Regions from separate parts of the Mus musculus genome. Here region 2 is linked to region 1. The links are chromatin contacts, found by Hi-C or POLR2A ChIA-PET in ENCODE. All regions are on one chromosome and are shown on one strand. The core of a region is the stretch at or near the end of the contact, and the rest is flanking DNA. Distances in the headings are between cores, read along the strand shown.

The links. Hi-C counts contacts between places; a loop is a spot of excess contacts on that map. ChIA-PET counts read pairs that join two places held with the same protein, here RNA polymerase II (POLR2A).
Region 2: a map of heart shows a loop between it and region 1 (2.4-fold over the local background). The contact joins the promoter of Tie1 here to the enhancer-like site in region 1. A Hi-C loop is called at or near these places in 6 of 37 maps with a recorded cell type or tissue (heart and mouse embryonic stem cell). POLR2A ChIA-PET finds 5 or more read pairs at or near these places in 1 of 5 experiments (embryonic stem cell).

The regions. Positions count from the first base shown.
Region 1 is chr4:118,441,085-118,448,550 of GRCm38, reverse strand. Mpl (myeloproliferative leukemia virus oncogene) reads left to right here. Exons shown (of 12, transcript NM_010823.3): 8 at 1-5; 9 at 2,037-2,196; 10 at 2,403-2,499; 11 at 4,447-4,534; 12 at 4,871-6,136. The coding sequence ends at 5,122. Among named protein-coding and RNA genes, the nearest start is that of Cdc20, 7.5 kb to the right of the region's middle. Within about 2 kb of position 2,415, at least 1 of the 3 ENCODE cell types and tissues checked has a DNase peak (open chromatin) inside an H3K27ac peak, as active enhancers do; it is heart, where a contact is called at or near this core.
Region 2 is chr4:118,486,194-118,493,659 of GRCm38, reverse strand. Tie1 (tyrosine kinase with immunoglobulin-like and EGF-like domains 1) reads left to right here and starts at 3,811. Exons shown (of 23, transcript NM_011587.2): 1 at 3,811-4,012; 2 at 6,975-7,283; 3 at 7,363-7,466. The coding sequence starts at 3,955. It also overlaps the pseudogene Gm12859.

The DNA.
Region 1 (7,466 bases), core at 1,166-3,665:
GGAAGGTACTGTAAGGGAGCAGGTGTTCATGGGAAACTGCACACGGCATTCCCAGGTCAACACTGTCTCTGCTTCAGCATCTGGGCTTGTACATCCACTGTGTCAGCTGGGGCGTGGGGCACCACTGACTGTTCCCCCTAAACTGTCCTCTCCCCTGGATCTCAGAGGCATGGCACTCACCTGGCACACAAGCCCCCCCACTCCATTCCATCCTGGAAGCATTAAATCAAGGTTTCCTTCCCTTTGCCTCCCCACTCCCTTCCCACCTCTTAGACTGAGCTCCCCTTCCCTGTCTCCTCCTTCTCTACTCTTTCATTGGGTGTTGTTCTTGCCAGCACCCCATCCAAAAACCATCTCTCCTAGATAAAAGTCTGCTCTGCCTAGGTAAGTGGTTCAACCCTGTTGTCTTAATGACTTAACCTATACACTAACAGCCCCAATTTTACCTTTCCACAAGGAAAGGGCTTTAAGAACCACATGCAAATTACCTAAAATTTGAAGTCTCCTCATTGGTGAAATGGGGAGAAAGTTATTGGTCTTGGAGTTAGATAAAAATTAAATATAATTTATCTTTAATTTTTTTTTTAGCTGGGGAGATGGCTCAGCAATTAAGGGTACTTGTTGCTTCTGCAGAGTACCCAAGCTCAGTTCCCAGCACCCACATGACAGCTTATAACCATCCATAACTCCAGGTTCAGGGATCTGAGGGCACCAGACACACACCTGATTCATATATGCTTATGCAGACAAAACATATACATGGTAAATAAATCTAAAAACATTTCGTGTCGGGCAGTGGTGGCGCACGCCTTTGATCCCAGCATTCAGGAGGCAGAGGCAGGTGGATTTCTGAGTTCGAGGCCAGCCTGGTCTACAAAGTGAGCTCCAGGACAGCCAGGGCTACACAGAGAAACCCTGTCTTGAAAAACCAAAAAAAAAAAAAAAAAAAAAAACATTTTGTATATCAATTCCTAGCATACTTCTTGGCGTATAGAGAGATACTAGTTACACAATTAAACAATGTTTTTATTCTCAGTTAACACACACACAAACACACTCATCTTCCTGCAAGACAACCCAAGCAAACAGCTTCATTCCTAGACAGACCAGATACAATTATCAGAAATAAATTAATTTTCTTCCTGAGTTGTACTTTTTTACTATATATAGTTCATAAATATAGCATTAAATTTCCCTGTGTATACCATTCATGTAGCCAAGTTGTCAATCACCCAGATGTATATATAACATATATAATTTCCATTCACTCCTTCTGTCTATATACTGCATAGTAAGCAAAGATGACTGCTGTCTTACCATTACCATCAATCTGACTGACTGGAGTTAAACTTTATAAAGTAGACCCATTAGTATTCTCTTGGAGCTGACTTCTCAGCTCTGTCAGTGGCGCCACAGCCACCTCTTACCCAATACCCAAGCCTAGAAACATTCTTGCTACCTTCTTTCCTTCTTCCTGCTATTTACCAATGAGTAATTTGCATAATGTGTTAACACTCCTCATTCCTAGTCTTCCCTTTGACCTTCTGTTCTCTTAGCGCACTAAAGCAGCATTGTTTCACTGTGCTCCCTCGGTGCCTTGCACTAATTGTGATTTTCTGCTTCCCTCTTTAGATGAAACGATGTATTTCACTTGTCTAGGACCTAGCTCAGTGTTTGGCATATCCTAGGCAACTGGAGTGTTTGCTAAGCGTATAATAGTATCCCTGCTCGCAAAAAATAATGTTTGTAGTCCTGGTACCTTGCACAAATCTGGTGTCCTCTGCAGTATAGTACTTATGGCACGGTTTGTGTGTCTCTGAAGAGAAAAGCGTGTCTTTTAGAGTGTCCAAGGCGGGACTAGTGGGGATGGTTTGCGCTTGTAGCTGGATCCTCACATCTTGGGGAAGAATGCACAGCTGTGTGCGCGAGCGCCTGGCTGTGTGTGTGTTCCTCGTGTGATCTTGATCTCAGGCAGAGCTTTCGATCACGCCAGCTCCAAGCCTGGGCTCAGACCCACTCCACGTTGCTCCTCTCAGGTGCTGGAGCCATCTCTCGGTGCCCGGGGAGGGACCCTAGAGCTGCGCCCCCGAGCTCGCTACAGCTTGCAGCTGCGTGCCAGGCTCAACGGCCCCACCTACCAAGGTCCCTGGAGCGCCTGGTCTCCCCCAGCTAGGGTGTCCACGGGCTCCGAGACTGGTGAGGACGGGCAGGGCTGAAGCTGGTCTACGCTGCGTGGGGACCTGGTTACACTATAGGTGGGGCTATGGGCAAGCCTCAGAACTCAGCGCAGCCCAGTGCAGTGTTGAGTTCACCGGATGCTGAGGGTGGAGCCAGGGCTGGAGTCAGCACGCCCCCGGGTGGAGCCGAGGGTCAGCCGTGGTCAGATGCTTTTTGTTTCCTAGCTTGGATCACCTTGGTGACTGCTCTGCTCCTGGTGCTGAGCCTCAGTGCCCTTCTGGGCCTACTGCTGCTAAAGTGGCAATTTCCTGCGCACTACAGGTACCGCCCTTCCAAAAGGATGGTGGGGTGTGGTCCGTGAGGACAGTGGCCTCTGAACAAGTATTCTAGGGTCACTTGCTGACACCGCTTTCTGGACCACAGAACATCCACACCTACCTCTTCAGCTGCTTCCTGCTCGCCTCTGGGAGTGAAGTTCTTACACAGTAACCTGCCCACTCCTTGGACGCCTCCAATAGCCCCACCTCCTGGCTGCTCACTTAGTGACAGGGCTACTGTCCAACTTTGGCCCAAATCAGGGTTCTTGTGTCTCTCCATCCGCACACCATCCAGTTGGCTTTGAAACCTGGTCATTCCGACTCAGGAAAGCTGATCAAACAATGCTTTCTTTCTCTGGCTCCGCACACTACCTGACTCTTTGAAACAGTGCCCCTTCTCTCTCTTCCTGGCGAGCGTCTCCAAACGCACATAATTCCATGGCGACCTGCCTACCTCCCCAGGATAGAACCCAACAAGGCTCTACAGAATCTCAGCCTTGCCAAAGCCCTGAGTTACTCCAGTTGGGTTGTTTTTCTGCTCAGTGCCTTTGTCCATAATGACCCTCCTGTCTGGAATATCCTCTTTGGCTGACTACACATTCATCTTTAAATAACTTTCTTCGCTAAGCTTAGCCTTTCCTGGCCTCCCCTCATTGGCTGCTCCTTTGTGTCCGCGTGGTGTTTTCCTGCACTAATCTATTTGGTGCAGGGTGCTGTACCTAGGGCTCCCACGTGCTAAGCACGCGCTTCACCCCCGTCCTACACTCCCAGCTCAGCTTTTCTCCCTTCGCGTGTCCTCCCCATCAGACCTTACTCTGCCATTTTTAAACCCTCAGCACAGTGTCTGCCAAGTAGAAGTCCCTTAAATAAGTTCCCTAATGAATGACTCACTTATGTGAGGGCTGAGGAGACATTATAAACCTGACGAGAGAATGCACACCACCACAGTCCTTCACTTGGCACTGTCTGCTGAGTCTTGAGCTCAGAAGTCAAAAGTATAGAAGAGCGTGTTTTGATTAGAGGCTAGGCCAAGCAACAGGACCCCGCTCCTGGACTCCACTCCACACCTCACTTTGAACATGTTCTTTTTTTGTTTTGGGTTTTTTAAAGACAGGATCTTACTTGTAGCCCAGGCTGGCCTGGAAGTCTTTGTATAGTCCTGAATGACTTCAAAGTCACTGCAATCCCCATGCCTCAGCTCCACCCCCTGCCCCACCCTGAGTCCTAGGATTACAGGCATGAGCCATCACGCCTGACTTTCTTTAAACTTTTAATCTGCCTTTATGTAAGAGCAGTCTAGAATGGAGCCTTTATTCAAAGGTAGCCATTTATCTGACACCCCCCCCCACCTTCCCACCCCAAAATGTTGATGGAGAAGAAGGAAGTGATGTTGCAAACTGGGTTACTTTCTACAATCAGAAAGGTCATTGAGGAGGCCAGTCTCCTATGGCTGAAGTCCTTCAACTTGGAAATAAATCTGCTGCCCAAGAGTTGGAAGTCTCCCCAGTATCCTTAATTTGCACTCTTCACAGACAACCCCCTGCAGTAGCATCCAGAGCTAGACACAGCACTGTTTTTTTTTTTTTCACAAGCACCTACTATGGGCTCAATGCTGGGGTAACAGGAGTGGGACAACCTACTGTGGGTTCAGTGCTAGGGTAACGTCTGGAACAATAGACAAGCTTTCAAACGGAACCTGTGTTCTCATGGACTAGGGTAAAAACAAACAAATGTAACAATGAAAAACTCCAGCGCATGGGATAGTTAGCGATGGGGAACGAAGACATACTGTCTTGGCAGAGTGGTCAGGCCAACCCGCTTTGACTATGCCCCTGTCTCTTCACACTTACTCCGCTGCCTCACTGCCTCCCCTCCTGGCCCACTTTAGGGCCCTCCTTATGGGTCCCAACTCAATCCCAAGTCATGTTCCTCTCTCTTCCTTCTCTGATAGGAGACTGAGGCATGCTTTGTGGCCCTCGCTTCCAGACCTACACCGGGTCCTAGGCCAGTACCTCAGAGACACTGCAGCCCTAAGTCCTGTAAGTACACCCTAACCCTTCCCTCCTCCAATCACCCACCACCAATGACTCTTGTCCCACAGTGCAACTTGCTCATGGTCTTTGCCTCCATACTTACTATCCCTTAGTGTTACTCCCTAATCTAATTTGTATTAAGCAAACCCAGCCCACTCTATACCCTAAGATCTCTAGTTATTTTATTTTATTTTATTTTATTTTATTTTATTTGAGATAGGATTTCTCTGTGTATCCCTGGCTGTCCCTGGACTAGCTAAATAGACCAGGCTGGCCTGCTCTGTGTCCCAGGAGCCTGAGCCACTCCTGGTTAATCTAGTTTCTTCTGCTTGACTCTCTCAGTCTAAGGCCACGGTTACCGATAGCTGTGAAGAAGTGGAACCCAGCCTCCTGGAAATCCTCCCTAAGTCCTCAGAGAGCACTCCTTTACCTCTGTGTCCCTCCCAACCTCAGATGGACTACAGAGGACTGCAACCTTGCCTGCGGACCATGCCCCTGTCTGTGTGTCCACCCATGGCTGAGACGGGGTCCTGCTGCACCACACACATTGCCAACCACTCCTACCTACCACTAAGCTATTGGCAGCAGCCCTGAAGGCAGTCCCCATGCTACTGCAGACCTATACATTCCTACACACTACCTTATCCATCCTCAACACCATCCATTCTGTTGCCACCCCACTCCCCCTCTGGCTTTATAACACTGATCACTCCAGATGGCTGCTCACAAATCCAGAGCTCTGTCTCTGCAGCTGCTTGGCTCCTCTGGCTGTTTATTTTTATTTTTTTAATTTTTTAGACACTGTTTATTATATAACTCTGATGACCTATAACTTGCTATGTAGAAACGGCTGGCCTCAAACTCACAGAAATCTGCCTGCTGTGACTAAAGTTGCCATGCCCTGTAGCTCCAAACCCTTGGGGGTGGGGAAAGTCTCTGTTTCCCTATCTCCTACAGGCTTTAAAGAGTTCTTCAGTGAGTCCCCTAGCTTGCTGTTAAGGGAACTGTGCAAGCCTTCTAATTATGAGACCCAGTGGGGTCTTGCTGTCATCTATTTATTTGATCTCTCTTGGCATCCTCCTCCACCCTGGGTGCCACAGTATCACCTTCCTTCCTGGTTCTGTTCCTGCCTCTCTGAGCATACTAGCAGCAAAAGAGCCAACTCTGGAGCTAGAACCAGGTTCTGGTCCTGTCGTTCACACCTGCTAGCTGTGCAAACTTAGGCAAATAGCCTTTGAGCCTTTTCCCTCTCATCTACGAAGTGTGGATAATAACAGAACCCCATAGAGCAGTGTGAACAATTGAGAACACACTGGCTGGGACAGTCAATGCTTAAAATGCCCCAATTAATGTCCTAAGTATTTCTTCTCTTCCTATTCTGGCCTTTGTTACATGATGACCATCAGAAAGTTCTTATCTCCAGCCCAGACTTCTATAGATAGATCCCACAGTGTTTTCTGTGGATTTTAACATTTGTTTCTTGCTCCTGGATAGTGAGTTGAAAGGCAAGGGTTAGGATCTGTCCTTACCCCCCACCCCCACCCCAGCATCTTCAATACTATTTCACGTATGATAGGTGGCAGACCTCCAATAAATATCGTCTGAATGAAACCTTTCTGAATGATGTTGCCTTGACTCCATGCCAGCTTCCTTGACCCTGCATGCCACACTTTGCAGTGGTAAATGAACTCAAACCACTCAGGTTACAGATTTCTCTGAGCCATTCAAACTGTCAATCATGTTACCATGTTTGGATCTCTGCTAGCTCCAAATATACCCAATTTGTTAGGGTCTTGGCAGAGATGGACAGCACGAACTGGGTAAATTGACTCGCTTAATACAGAACAGGACACATTTCCAAAGGTGAGGGTGGGATTTTTGTAAAGCCATCAAGGAACAGCATTGTGCCACAGAGCTTGTAAGGAAGCTGGGACCAACCTTAGACATGAAGCAGTAAGGACGACCCATCAGACCTAGAGGGAAGAACTACAAGACGGGTTCACTTTCAGCAGGAGGGTGTGGAGGAATTATTCAAATGCTTAGTTCTGAGTCTCTTGGAATAGAGATTCTTTTAATGGCAGAGGATGAGTTATGAATATGCCGTATGCCATCTGTTTGCCACCCCAGACCCACGTCACCCTTCTCTCCCTTGATGGACAGGGTTGATTCACAGACTCTGTATCAGAGGGTTCCTGAGAGCTTTGTTTCTGTTTGGATTCCATGGGAGGATATTGTTAAATTGTGTCCCCTGTCTCCAAAATGTCCACTTTGAAATCTTTTTTTTAAAAGATTTATTTATTATATGTAAGTACACTGTAGTTGTCTTCAGACACACTAGAAGAGGGTGTCAGATCTCATTATGGATGGTTGTGAGCCACCATGTGGTTGCTGGGATTCGAACTCAGGACCTTTGGAAGAGCAGTCAGTGCTCTTAACCGCTGAGCCATCTCACCAGCCCCCACTTTGAAATCTTAAATTCAAGTACCTCAACTGTGATTTTTTTTTAAAGCAGGGTTATTACATTCAAAATTAGTTAAAATGAGTCACTATGGTTGGTACTCTTAGGGGGGAAGGGAGGATTTCAGACCTTGATGGGGGAAGGAGAAAGAAAGCCAAGTGAAGATGGTCAGAAACCAAGAACTACCATCAAACCAACAGGAGTCTGAGAAGCATGAACCGGATTCTCCCTCAGAGACCTCCAAGAGAACCACCCTCTACCATTTTTGGTCTGGCACTTGTAGCCTCAGCATTGTGAGGCAATGGGTATATCGGTTCTCTAGGGCACCCATCTTTTGGTACTTGATGGAATCCAGCTGGGGAATTTACCCTCCATACCAACCAGTGGGATGGGTCAGCCCATCATTGTGACGATGCCCGATGGACAGCAAGTATTGATAGTACCAGCAACAGACATTGCTGAAGAAACTGTCATCAGTGA
Region 2 (7,466 bases), core at 2,562-5,061, 44 kb before region 1:
ACTATGCGACCTGAACTACCCATCATGAGCTGGGTACTATCAGACCCTGCAAGTCATAAAGTGGGACGTGCACAGCAGCAGTCTATTATCAAATGGAAGTGGTATATACGTGATCGGGCCAGAGCAGGTCCTGAAGGCACAAGCAAGTTACATGAAGAAGTTGCTCAAATGCCTATGGTTTCTACTCCTGTTACAATGCCATCTGCTGCCAAGCATGCACCTATAGCCTCATGGGGTGTTCCCTATGATCAACTGACCGAAGAGGAGAAGACTAGAGCCTGGTTTACTGATGGCTCTGCACGTTATGCAGGCACCACCCAGAAGTGGACAGCTGCAGCATTACAACCCCTTTCTGGGACAACCCTGAAAGACACAGGTGAAGGGAAATCTTCACAGTGGGCAGAACTTCGGGCAGTACACATGGTATTACAGTTTGTTTCCAAGAAGAAATGGCCAGATGTACGATTATTCACTGACTCATGGGCTGTAGCCAATGGATTGGCTGGATGGTCAGGGACTTGGAAAGATCACAATTGGAAAATTGGTGAGAAAGACATCTGGGGAAGAAGTATGTGGATAGATCTCTCCAAATGGGCAAAGGATGTGAAGATATTTGTGTCCCATGTAAATGCTCACCAAAAGGTGACTTCAGCCGAGGAGGAGTTCAATAATCAAGTGGATAAGATGACCCGTTCTGTGGACAGTCAGCCTCTCTCCCCAGCCATCCCTGTCATTGCTCAATGGGCACATGAACAAAGTGGCCATGGTGGTCGAGATGGAGGTTATGCTTGGGCTCAGCAACACGGGCTTCCACTCACCAAGGCTGACCTGGCTACAGCTGCTGCTGATTGCCAGATCTGCCAACAGCAGAAACCAACACTGAGCCCCAGATATGGCACCATTCCTCGAGGTGACCAGCCAGCAACCTGGTGGCAGGTTGACTACATTGGACCACTTCCTTCATGGAAAGGACAGCGTTTTGTTCTTACTGGAGTAGATACTTATTCTGGTTATGGATTTGCCTTTCCTGCACGTAATGCCTCTGCTAAAACCACCATTCATGGATTGACAGAATGCCTTATCTATCGTCATGGTATTCCACACAGTATTGCTTCTGACCAAGGAACTCATTTCACAGCCAGAGAAGTACGACAGTGGGCCCACGATCATGGAATTCACTGGTCTTACCACATTCCCCATCATCCTGAAGCAGCTGGTCTGATAGAAAGATGGAATGGCCTTTTGAAGATGCAGTTACAGCGCCAATTAGGTGGTAACAGCTTGGAAGGCTGGGGCAGAGTTCTTCAGAAGGCAGTATATGCTTTGAATCAGCGCTCGATATATGGTACAGTTTCACCCATAGCCAGGATTCATGGGTCCAGGAATCAAGGGGTGGAAAATGGAATAGTTCCACTTACTATCACTCCTAGTGACCCTTTAGGAAAATTTTTGCTTCCTGTCCCCATAACTCTAGGTTCTGCTGGCTTAGAAGTTTTGGCTCCAGAGAGGGGAGTGCTCCTACCAGGAGCTACAACAAACATTCCATTGAACTGGAAGCTCAGACTTCCCCCTGGTCATTTTGGGCTTCTAATGCCCTTAAACCAACAGGCTAAAAGAGGAATAACAGTGTTAGGAGGGGTGATAGATCCAGATTACCATGGGGAAATTGGATTACCTCTTCACAATGGTGGTAAGCAAGATTATGTCTGGAGTGTAGGAGATCCCTTAGGGCGTCTCTTAGTACTACCATGTCCTGTGATTAAAGTCAATGAGAAACTACAACAGCCAAATCCAAGCAGGATGACCAAGGACGCAGACCCATCAGGAATGAAGGTATGGGTCAATCCTCCAGGAAAAGAGCCAAGACCTGCTGAGGTGCTGGCTGAAGGAGAAGGAAATACAGAATGGGTAGTAGAGGAAGGTAGTTATAAATACCAATTAAGGCCACGTAACCAGTTGCAGAAACGAGGATTATAAAGTAATATGAATGCCCATTGTAAATTTACTAATGCGTTTGCGATTGTACGAGGGATAGTTATATCATGTTAGGCGTATTTACAACCTTGTTATTGTTTCATGTGAACATGAGATGTTATTTGTGTCAAGTTGACAAGGGGTGGATTGTAGTGGCTATTCCTGGTTGTCAACTTGACAATATTTGGAATGAACTACAATCCGGAATTGGAAGGCTCACCAGTGACCCTTATCTGGAGGCTTGGAGATCCTTATCTGGATCTTGGTTTGAAGATCTTGAGCCGTAGTGGCTATGGATTCCAGAAGATTGAATCTCCGAGTTAAGGAACACACCTTTAATCTGGGCTATGCCTTTCATCTGGGATTAAAGGTGTGGTGGAACACACCTTTAATCCGGGCTACACCTTTTGCTGGAGACAATATAAGGACATTGGAAGAAGGGAGTCTAGCTCTTGCTCTTGTTCCTTTGCCTGCTTGCTGCGTGAGACTGAGTAACTGCTAGATCCTTGGACTTCCATTCACAGCTGCGACTGAATCATTGTTGGGAATTGGGCTGCCAACTGTAAGTCATCAATAAATTCCTTTACTATCTAGAGACTGTCCGTAAGTTCTGTGACTCTAGAGAACCCTGACTAATACACCAAGTTTCCTGATTTAAAAGACGCTGAAGCAGTTCAGAAATTCTTCCTTGAAGAGACACAGCTTGGTGAAGGGTTATTAGCACAAGGTGACTACGAGAAGGGTGTGGACCACCTGACAAATGCCATTGCTGCCTCCGCAGCTGCTGCAAGTGTTCCAGCAGACTCTTCCACCACCAGTGTTCCAGATGCTCCTGACCAAGCTTCCGACCGTTAGTCAGAGAACTGTAAGTGCTCAGAGCCTGGCTGACAATGATCTGGAATGAACCAGATAACAACATAATAAAATCTCAGTAAAATAATTTAACAGTTAGCTTGGAAGCTGGTCAGCTCTGGGGAAATCAGGGTAAATTGTGCTGTCATGAACTGTCCCACACTGACATCGGCCAAAGTGAATATGAACTTTGGTAGATCCAATGCCTGTTCTATTTATTTTTCCAGTGAAAAGTATTTTGATAGAGCTTTTCATTTTGTAAATACACTGAGTTAACCAAAATATCATGGATTTCCGTTTGTTCTTAAGACATGCAACTCGTCTACGGCTATACCACTCTGAACGCGCCCGATCTCGGAAGACATGCAACTCAAATGTAAATACAGTAGAATATTACTTAGGTAGAAACTCCTGGTGATTTTAAAAGATTGGAAAAGAATATGAGGAAGAGTTGAATAATGCAAATTCTAGTGTGTGTGCTACCGAAGTGAACACTTAATGCACAGTCTACAGACTAGGACATTTTATCGTGTGTTGTAAAATTGGGTAGAAACTTGTGTTTGTGAAAACTGAGCATTAAAACCTTACAGAGACCGTTTCTTGTTTACTTTTGAAAAAAAAAAGAGTCACGTGAGCCTCATTTTGTATTTGTGTGTGTGTGTGTGTGTGTGTCTCCCCTCCTCCCAGCGTGTGTGTGCTGGGAGGAGGGGAGACCCCAGAACAATGTCCTGCCTCCAAACCTTCTCAATAGGCGGAAGCCACTGGCTTCCTCCCTTTCCTGTCTCCCGTGCTCCAGCAATGCAGATGGAAGGGACCGAAGGGATGGGAGAGAGAGCCCAACCATCCCCAGATCTGTCCTTGTCACAACCTGCCTCCCACCTCTAATGCCCCCCCTTCCAGAGACTTCCAGGCCACACCCATCCCGGGCTTGTGGGGGCTGGACACGGGAGGACTACAGGCGACAACTCTTCCCACCCTCTCTCCCTGCCACCCCTCCTACCCTAACCATCATTTCCTCTTCCTCCCCAGCACCGAGGTGCACTGAGCTGGACAGGCTGAACACTCAGACCCACAGCAACTGACCCCGGGCCCAGCTGGCCTTGGCTGGCCCAGGGCAGCTTCCAGAGTATGGTCTGGTGGGGATCCTCTTTGCTGCTCCCCACTCTTTTCTTGGCCTCTCATGTTGGTAAGTCTTCCCTGGAGTGAGCAGAGCTCCTCCCTGACTCTTGATTTCAAGGCCTTAATTCCAGCCCCCGACCCCCAAGAAACCCTAGCCTAGCCTAGCAATAGACCTCACAATATGGTGGTGAGCATGGGTTGGGGGAAGGGAAATAGAGAGTTATTGTTTAATGAGTGTAGCATTTCAGTTAGGGTGTGGTGGTGGACTTCTTTAATCCCAGCACTTGGAAGGCCAGCCTAGACTACACAGAGGACTCCATGTTAGCCCCATAAAGACTTATGGAGACCTTACGTCAAAAACAAAAACAAGAGCTGTGGAAATGGGTGGTGATGTTCACATGAGGTTATGAATGCATTTATTAACACTGAATTGACTGTTTACAAGTGGTTCTAACGGTAGATTCTAGGGTATGTGTATTTTAACACAACTTAAAAATTGCAGGGACAAGCAGAAACTGACATCATCATCATCATCGTCGTCGTCATAGCGTCATGACGATTTTGATCCACCAAGAATGAGGTCAGGGTGGGGAAAACTCAGGCAGGTGCTAGGAATCACTGCCTGGAGGGGGGAGAGGTGAGTAGGGGCAGAAGTCAGCCATCAACTTGGACCTCACGAGTAACTGTGTTGGGCTTAATCAATAATTCATTGGACAGACAAGCATGGTGGCTTTAACTCCAGTACTCAGGAGGCAAAAGCAGGTAGATCTCTGAGGTTCGAAGCCAGCCTGGTCTACATAGCAAGTCCCAGGACAGCCAGAACTACATAGAGAGACCCAGTCTCAAAATAATAACAATAATAATAATAATAAAATTTATTTAGCACCAATGATGTTCCATTAGTTGAGAATATGGCAACACCTAAACCTATCATATGACAACTAAATGATGCTGGGCTCCCAAAGGTTGATACGTTTGTTGTTTAAATGGAGCTGTGTGTACAGAGGGCATGGAGAAGCTTCTGAATGCTGGTGGCAGGTCCTTTCAGTCTGCTGACCAGAGAACTAGAAGTCAGAGGCTGCCTTTGAGTGGTTCTGTCTGGTGGGAAACACAGGCCAGGAATGAGGGCCAGACAGAAGCAGACATCAAGAGCTTTTGAGAAGCACTGAGAAGAGAGTCAGCTTACTCTGCCACAGGACCAGAAAAGTCATGAAGGGTTTCCCTAAGAGAGGTAGTCAACAGAGTAGCAAGTGCAAGCTTGGGAGGTATGGAAGCCCATAAGAAAAAACTGTAGGCCAGGCAGTGGTAGTGCACGCCTTTAATCCTAGCACTTGGGCAGCAAAGGCAGGCGGATTTCTGAGTTCAAGGCCAGCCTGGTCTACAGAGTGAGTTCCAGGACAGCCAAGGCTACACAGACAGGGCTATACAGAGAAACTCTGTCTCAAGAGAAAAAAAAAAGAAAAAAAAGAAAAAGAAAGAAAAGAAAAGAAAAGAAAAGAAAAGAAAGACGAGAAAAAGAAAAAAAGAAAAGAAAAAGAAAAACCTGCAGAAGTATGTGCCAGCAGACTGGAAGCTAAGGGAAGAGGAGCCTGGGCTTGGACAACCTGGCTCTGCTCCCTTCTAACTGTATGACCTTAGGCAAGTTTTGAGCTTTTGCTCCCTGGTTATAAAACCATCATCCTGGAAGAGGATAACACTCACCTCCCAGGACAGTGTGGTCCTGAAAGGACGAGAGCATCACTAAAGGGCCCCGGCACATAATTGACATCCAATAAACATTAATTATTATGACAGCAGGAACACAAGATGACTCTGAAGTTAGTGTCTCAGGTAATGGGTGTTATCCTTTGACTCAGAAAGCTTGGGAGAGGTGAGGGTGTAGCTTAGGAAACACAGATGCAAATGCATTGGGAGCTGAAAGGCCACACCAGAGCTACTGACTCAGGGGTGACAGTTAATGCCGAGGGAGTGGATGAATGTGCTCCGTAGTTATTACAGCAAAGGATGTCAACTTCACTGGAAGCCATGAGGATGCCAGGGAGAAAGGGCATTTGGTGCCCGCGAGGTGGCCAAGAGATGCCAGCTTCTTTGGCTTACGATAGACCGTCAAAAATATGCTAAGTGGCATTTAAATGAATTGATGACCTGACAGCTAACAGGCAGGGAAGGGCCAGGGAAGGAGGGGCCTTGGAAGGTCTGGGGTCACAGGTCTGAAGCAGGCTGATCACATTCTTCTCCTCGGTCTTGCCCACTTCAGGGTACAGATTTTACGCTCCAGTTGCACTAGCCCGGGGCAGCTCCCCTCCCCACACTACAACATTTCTCATACTTGAGCGTAGGGTGGCCTCTCCCTACGCCTGACCTTTCGTTCCTCCTCACCCAAGCACCTTCTAATGAAGTTTGTTATCTGCATCTTTTCCTGTCCCCTTTCCTTCCCCCGCCCCCCTGCTGGTTAGATGTTCCTCCCTCTGAGCCAACACCTCCATCTGGGAGGGATGCCTGTGTCTGGTCCTCCAGCTTCCCAAGGTAGGGCCCAGACCCACCTGTGTCTGTGTCTCTCTGGCCCTAACCGATCTTCAATCCCAGCCAGTCAAATAGTCCTCAATTAGTTAAGCAAGAAAGAGGGTGTGCGTCCTCATGACACTCCAGTCTCAGCGACTCTTCTAACCTGCACCTCCATGATGGGGCAGGGACAGGTGGCTCAGGGATAGCCTTGGTGGGAATGGTTCACACAGGAGTCAGGGCAATGACCTGACACGGACAGAGTAAGGGAAGGAGACAGAAGCGTAGCTCATTCCCTGTCTGGACCAGAGAAGGATGTGTGCTTTTGTTTATGTTTTAGGACGAAGAGGCTTGCAGGTAAAGAGCGAGCACATGTGTAAGGGAAGGGAATGGGCGGAAATCTTTGAAAAAGTGAAGTCTTCTAAGGACACAGTGAAATATTAACACAAGTTACTGTTGGAGTCCCGGGCTCCTGGGGCTGCTGAGCTGGCAGGATCCACCATGGAGTCACTGTTGTTTGGTCCTAGGTGCGTCTGTTGACTTAACATTGCTGGCCAACCTGCGCATCACAGACCCCCAGCGTTTCTTCCTGACCTGCGTGTCTGGTGAGGCCGGAGCAGGGAGGAGCTCGGACCCGCCCCTGCTGCTGGAGAAGGATGATCGCATCGTGCGCACCTTCCCGCCTGGGCAGCCCCTGTACCTGGCACGCAACGGTTCTCACCAGGTCACGCTGAGGGGCTTCTCCAAGCCCTCGGATTTGGTAGGCGTCTTCTCCTGTGTGGGTGGTGCTGGCGCGCGGCGCACTCGAGTTCTCTATGTGCACAACAGCCCAGGGGGTGAGTCTGGCCTACCAGGAGATCGACCACCAGAGGGAGGGCTGTGTTGTAGATCGCTGAACTTACCTCTCATCCACAGCACACCTGTTTCCAGACAAGGTCACACACACGGTGAACAAAGGTGACACTGCTGTGCTTTCTGCCCATGTGCACAAGGAAAAGCAGACTGACGTGATCTGGAAG